Regions from separate parts of the Homo sapiens genome. Here region 1 is linked to region 2. Evidence: chromatin contacts called from ENCODE Hi-C or POLR2A ChIA-PET data. All regions are on one chromosome and are shown on one strand. The core of a region is the stretch at or near the end of the contact, and the rest is flanking DNA. Distances in the headings are between cores, read along the strand shown. Region 1 holds the start of TM4SF4 (transmembrane 4 L six family member 4). Region 2 has its middle 16 kb from the start of GYG1.

Region 1 (3,275 bases), core at 561-3,060, 500 kb after region 2:
AAAAGATGATGTTTTGTTGTTTGTTTGTTTTCAAAAAGGAAAATCTATGAGAGAGAACATAGCCTGGGTTTTGGCAACACAGAGCTGGAGAGGAGGTAGGCTAATGGGTATGAACATACAGTTAGCCAAAGGGATAACCTCTGTTGTTTGACATTACAGTAAAGTGACCATGGTTAGTGATAATGTATTATAGATTGCAAAGTAGCTAGAAGAGAGGACTTAAATTGTTCCCAGCACATAGAAATGATCAATATTCAGTGATGGATACCCCCAAATACCCTGGCTTAATCACTACATATTCTACACATGTAAAATATCACACGTACCCCATAAATGTGTAAAATAGTATGTATAAATAAAAAATAAAATCTTAGCTCTTCTTCTTATGCTGAGATGAGCTTGCAAAAATCACTTTGAGCAGAAGCATCCCCACTTGTGAAGGGGGCATGACACCTTCTTCACAGAAGGGTGAAGAACATTTAAGGTGCTCATTCGTGCTTGGAGTATTATGCATGGCTCAATAAACATTTGCTGTTTTTCTGCTTTCTTTCTCATCCTGACCCTGAGATTTCTAAGTATCTTTATAAAGCAACCAGTACTCATTTCTTAGAAATTTTAGAAGGAGCCTCAACATTTTTCCAGTCTGACTTTTCTGGAATCCTTCCCACAGCTTCCCTTTCCAAGGGCCTCTGAGCCTTGGCAAAGCCCAGTCCATGGCTTCCTTGTGAGCAGGTGGCCTATTCCACGGTAGGACAGGTCTTACCATGGTAATAATGTCACTTGCTTTTTATTTAGCTAAAATTTGACTCCCTAAAATATTCGACCTATTTTAACCTCTAGATTCTCAATGAAGAACTAGTAAGACTTCCAGTTCCACCTCTTAATCCTTCAGCTGTTATGTAATACCAGTACCAGGCAGGGCCATCGCATAATGTAGAGCTTGGTCCAGGCGTGGCAGAGAACTTCTTAAGTGACACAAAGCAAATGAATGAATCATGCCCCTGGCAGTTGGCAAACTTTCTAATAGGGGTGTGTTTTACTGCCTCCTGCACTCTATAACTGCTCTTCCAACTGTGTCTTCTCCCCAGTCAACTCATCAGGACCTTTTCTCTCCCTCTCTACCAATGCTGACCTTCCTTTCCCCTTAGCCTTAGTGGATGATGGTTTCTTTATTCCTATATGGAAGACATAGCTGAGAAAGTTGATTAGGAAAACTGTTTTTGCTAATTCCATCACATCGTGTAGGGAAAAGATAGAACTTAATTACTTAATTGCGTAACAAGTAGAGAAACACAGCAATCAGACAATAAAATGAACAGTAGCTTTTTGCCTTAAACAATTCTTTTAAGTCTGAGCTCAATGATACACAACTAGACCATCAAATTATTTTGATATTGAGGAAAACAGAAGCTCTTTTGGATAACCCTGAATTCCAGGCTTTCAGTGGAAAAGACAAAGACACGCACTGTACACCATTAAGTACTTGGGAGACATGATTTTAACCAGGATGTAACTCAATTATATTAGTGATTTATAAAGAGTCTGGAGAAAATATTTCTTTATTTGGGCATGGGCACTGTCAGATTAAAGGTGCAGTGGTTCTAAATGCTGTTTGTTCCAGCCCTGTCTTCGATTGCAACAATGTGAGTGTCTTGTCTGTGCTGGTGGATTATTAACAGAGGTTATTGGTCTCCATGGCAAAACGATTGAATGATTGCTCTGAACGTAATCTCATTTATGGGGGTGCAAAAAACAAAGCACTTCAGGTCAGGGAGAATGTATAAATGTCCATTGCCATCGAGGTTCTGCTATTTTTGAGAAGCTGAAGCAACTCCAAGGACACAGTTCACAGAAATTTGGTTCTCAGCCCCAAAATACTGATTGAATTGGAGACAATTACAAGGACTCTCTGGCCAAAAACCCTTGAAGAGGCCCCGTGAAGGAGGCAGTGAGGAGCTTTTGATTGCTGACCTGTGTCGTACCACCCCAGAATGTGCACTGGGGGCTGTGCCAGATGCCTGGGGGGGACCCTCATTCCCCTTGCTTTTTTTGGCTTCCTGGCTAACATCCTGTTATTTTTTCCTGGAGGAAAAGTGATAGATGACAACGACCACCTTTCCCAAGAGATCTGGTTTTTCGGAGGAATATTAGGAAGCGGTGTCTTGGTGAGTAGGGAAGCTTAAAATCCCCCTAAGGGAGATTTTCCCTTCCCCACAATCCTTTTTAAATCAGGTACTTATTGAACAGGGAGATATTTAGTTGGTAATAGAAGCTCAAGCATTGCATGGTGAGAGGTCAATGCCTTAATTTTTTTCTCGTTTCTGTTAGGATCTGACAAGGACACGTCAGCTAAATTTACTAAGTAATTAATCTCTAAGCTTGGGCTGACAGTTCTCATGGGTCATTTGAGTCCCATGAACCGAAGTGAAGGTCGCATAGTTTCTTGATTCCAACAAGATAGTGCCCAAAACAATAACAACAACAAACCCACGATGCAAACCCACTAGAAAAGCAAATTGACTTAAAACCACCATGAGAAGCTGTTGTCAGTGTGGTCGTCTTCCACTTAGGACCTAATGATTTCTTTACCTCTGGTTTCCAATAGAATTGGGAACCTCCGTTTGAGAGAGTGAAAGGGAGAGAGACTCACTCTTCATGACAATTGAGGAAAAGTTTGTTATTCTTTTTTCTAACACACCATCTAAATGGAAACTCAGATTTTGAAATCTTGCCTCATTGAAGCTGGTTAGTCAGCCCAAATGGAATCTAAGTACTCCATAACACTCCATTACCCCTCCAGCCATGCTCTGTTACTTTGCCATTCCCTTTGGGCCTCCAAATCCCTCATTGTGGATGGGGCTCCTTATACAGTCAGGCAGGCTCGGGCCCTCCCTTCAACTCCTGGACTCTCTCTGAGGTGCCTCTTCTCCTGGTAGATGATCTTCCCTGCGCTGGTGTTCTTGGGCCTGAAGAACAATGACTGCTGTGGGTGCTGCGGCAACGAGGGCTGTGGGAAGCGATTTGCGGTGAGTTACCATGGGGGGCAGCTACTAGAATTACTCCAGGGTGCTCTGTGCTTTTGTGCTGGGCAGCATGGGGATGGAGACAAGTTATCAGCTCCAGCCAGGACTCTGGGAGCAGCTGGTGAAGGGATAAAACTGTGATTTTTCCTGCCAGTGTGAAATAATAATAATTTTCCAAAATACCATAGCCCTCATACTTATAGGGTATGAATATTGTATTAGATTTTACAAACCGACAGGGATGTCAGAACT
Region 2 (3,235 bases), core at 546-3,045:
AAAAGTCATTCTCAAAGGAAATGTGTTGCTTCACTCCCAGTAATTCTCAAGCAGCTCCCGGAATAGATTCTACTACTTACTCTTGGTACCAGGAAAGGGTCATCTGAATAAAGGCTTAATGATTTATTGGAATATCCTAAACTCCTGAAATATCTTCATCTACCTGAAATTCCTTTTACAAAGAATAAAAAAATTTCCCCTACAATTAAAGAGAAAAATAAGTTCTGGTTGAAAGAGAAGAGATATTAATTTTGAGAGCTAATTAGTATCAGGCACAGTAAAGAATAGGTATTACATGTATAGTTTCATTTAATCTTTCCAACAGTCCTGTGCAGGAGATATTATTAGCTTCATTTTGCACACAAATATGTTGAAACTGAGAGGTTAAGAAACTTTACTTTCCATGTGAATATGTCTTTTATGAGCCAGTAAATAGACTCCATGTCCAGAGTTATTTCCATAATATATAAGTACACATAGTTTTGCTTGAAATGATTACTGAAGATTTTTGAGAACAAACTTCTTAATAAAGCAACATGTTTTTAGAAAACACATTGATTGAGGCCTCACTATTTTGTGCACAGAGCTATTATAGTAACACCGAATTCTTGGAACCATGAATAGCTAGTGCTGTTGTGGCCATTCATAAATTGAAGAGGTGTTAATGTAGAAGTGGAAATTTACTCAGTGCTTGTTCTTAACTTTTAAAGGGGTATTTAAAGTTTATATATATATATATATATATATATATATATATATATATATAGAGAGAGAGAGAGAGAGAGAGAGAGAGAGAGAGAGAGAGAGAGAGAGAGAGGGACAGAGAGAGAGAGAGAGAGCATTTTTTTAAAAATAAGGTGATAGTCCCAGCACTTTGGGAGGCCGAGGTGGGCGGATCACTTGAGGTCAGGAGTTCGAGACCACCTGGCCAACATGGTGAAACTCCGTCTCTACTAAAAATTAAAAAAATAGCCAGGCGTGGTGGCGGGCGCCTGTAATCCCAGCTACTCGGAAGGCCGAGGCACGACAATCACTTGGACCAGGGAGGCGGAGGTTGCAGTGAGCTGAGATCACGCCACTGCACTCCAGCCTGGGCAATAGAGGGAGACTCAGTCTCAAAAAAATAAATAAATAAAATATGAAATAAAATAAAAGTAAGGTGAGAACAAGTGCCTTTTTATTATTACACACAGATCAATATGGTCTTTGAGTTGTAAAATATTTCCTCACTTCTGCTTTGTGTTACTTGATACATGCTTCTGATTGCTTTCACTTTTGGTTCTGATGAACTGGCAAGTTCTTTACTTTTGGAGTTTCTTGTGATAGTAAGATATATGCTCAGTTCCAAAAATATTTCATGTTTCTTTCTGTCAAATTATCGAGATAATTTTGTATTTGGGTTTAAACAGATTTAAAAAGTTACTGAAGTATTCACCATGTTAATCTCCATCGGCAAGTATTTAGGAATCACGGTCTGTTAATATCTATATTCTAGAAACAGATTTGCAATCAAAAGTTTCAGAGCTTGTGAACAGACTAACTCTATATAGCATAGGCTAACCTTGAGCCAAAGATTTTTTCCTGCCAGTTTGCATCAGGAAAACCCCTTCTGCAGCTCAGGATCTTCCTTGAATACTACAGAGCTGAAAGCTGTCACCAGAATTTGATACTACACCATTCTATTGCCAAACGGGGCGCTGCAGCCAAAACAGCTTGGCCACTGTTAAGCACTACCTAGCTTTCGGCCTGGCCAAAAGCTTAGGAGCAGTGACAGTATCTAACCTTATTGGGCCTATCAAAAAATCAGCATGTGAACTCTTTGGCAAGTTCTGTTGGTGTCAGCCGAGGGCAGCACTTTCTGGAAGCAAGTGAGTTCTACCACAGGGAGTGAGACAGAACTTCCCGGCCATGGGCCCTGAAATGGTACTCATTTAAACGTCTGGTATGTTAGCCTAGCATTGGATTCACCAAGAAACTGTGAGACCACTGTATGTGAAACTCACAGGGAATATCTATAAGAAAGGTACTTAACATCCTTGGGACATACGGAAGCACCCCCTTTTATCAAAGATAGCACTTCTGACAATCTATCTAACAGACCACCTGGACAAATTGATTTTGGAAAGAAACAGCATTTGTCTCGAAAAGGTGTTTGGCTGCTTTTTGAGGTCAGGAGAAAAATACTTCAGAGAGCCAGAGGCCTTGCTGCTAGTAGTTTCCAGAGACTCTGCTCAGCTGGTAAGGACAGCTGTATGTGCGCTGGCTGTTTCTGACACACCCGATACAGACAGCACGATGTGTTCCCTGCCTGCAGAATCTTCTGGATGGGAGGATTAAAAGTTAAATAATCAAGAGAATCAGAGAATTAATCAAGACTGATGAATGACGTTTAAGGTGAAGTTTTAAATAAGGACAAAACTGGAAGACAGAGGTTAGCATACGAATCTATAGCCTTTTAGGATTTGATTTTTCTTCTTTGGAGGTTTTAGAACATTTTCCTTATACTTTTATTGGTTTCTAGAAGATGGAAAATTGGATCCAAACTTTCAGGGTTAAAATCGATAAACTATTGTGTGATTGTCTTAGTTTTAAAAAAATATGAAAAGAGTTATTTGGGGCAGTATTTCAGTAGAGAAATGGGCTTTATAACGGACTATAAGAAAGGGATGGGACAGGCCATTTTGATGTACTTTTGAATTATTTAATTCTTGAATAGATAATATTTTAATCAATTAAGAATAAGTATAAAAAGGTCTATGGTGAAAAAATCTTCCTCCCACCCTTGTCCTACTCCTCACAAGTAATAATTTCATGCATAAGAAAAATGTACACATAAAATCCCTTTACCCCTCTTTTTTCATGCAAATCACAACGTCCTATACATCTTGTTATGTGATACTTTGCTTTTTTACTGATAAACTTTATTTTTTGGAGCACTTTTAGGTTCACAGCAAAGCTAAATGCAAAGTATTATACTTTATAATACTTTATAGTTCCCATTATACCTTGTGTTCCCACTTAAACATAGCCTCTCCCACTATCAGCTTCCCTCACCAGACTGGTACATTTGTTTTAGTTGACGAACCTACACTGATTGGCACATCGTTATCACCCAAAGTCTATAGATCACGTCAGGTTTCACTCTTGATGTTGTACATTCTGTGAGTTTTGACATGTATCATGACATATATTCACCATTATAATATCATGCAGAATAGTTTTATCATCCTAAAAA

What was found. Hi-C counts contacts between places; a loop is a spot of excess contacts on that map. ChIA-PET counts read pairs that join two places held with the same protein, here RNA polymerase II (POLR2A). Pooled maps may share reads with other maps.
Region 1: a loop to region 2 is called in a pooled map, with 3 times the contacts of the local background. The contact joins the promoter of TM4SF4 here to the enhancer-like site in region 2. A Hi-C loop is called at or near these places in 2 of 168 maps with a recorded cell type or tissue (aorta and ovary), 1 of 37 single-sample maps with no recorded cell type and 7 of 50 pooled maps. POLR2A ChIA-PET finds 5 or more read pairs at or near these places in 1 of 52 experiments (activated CD4-positive, alpha-beta T cell).

Annotation. Positions count from the first base shown.
Region 1 is chr3:149,472,887-149,476,161 of GRCh38, forward strand. TM4SF4 (transmembrane 4 L six family member 4) reads left to right here and starts at 1,811. Exons shown (of 5, transcript NM_004617.4): 1 at 1,811-2,165; 2 at 2,937-3,026. The coding sequence starts at 1,992.
Region 2 is chr3:148,973,676-148,976,910 of GRCh38, forward strand. No RefSeq gene overlaps it. Among named protein-coding and RNA genes, the nearest start is that of GYG1, 16 kb to the right of the region's middle. Within about 2 kb of position 1,796, at least 10 of the 41 ENCODE cell types and tissues checked have a DNase peak (open chromatin) inside an H3K27ac peak, as active enhancers do; they include ovary, where a contact is called at or near this core.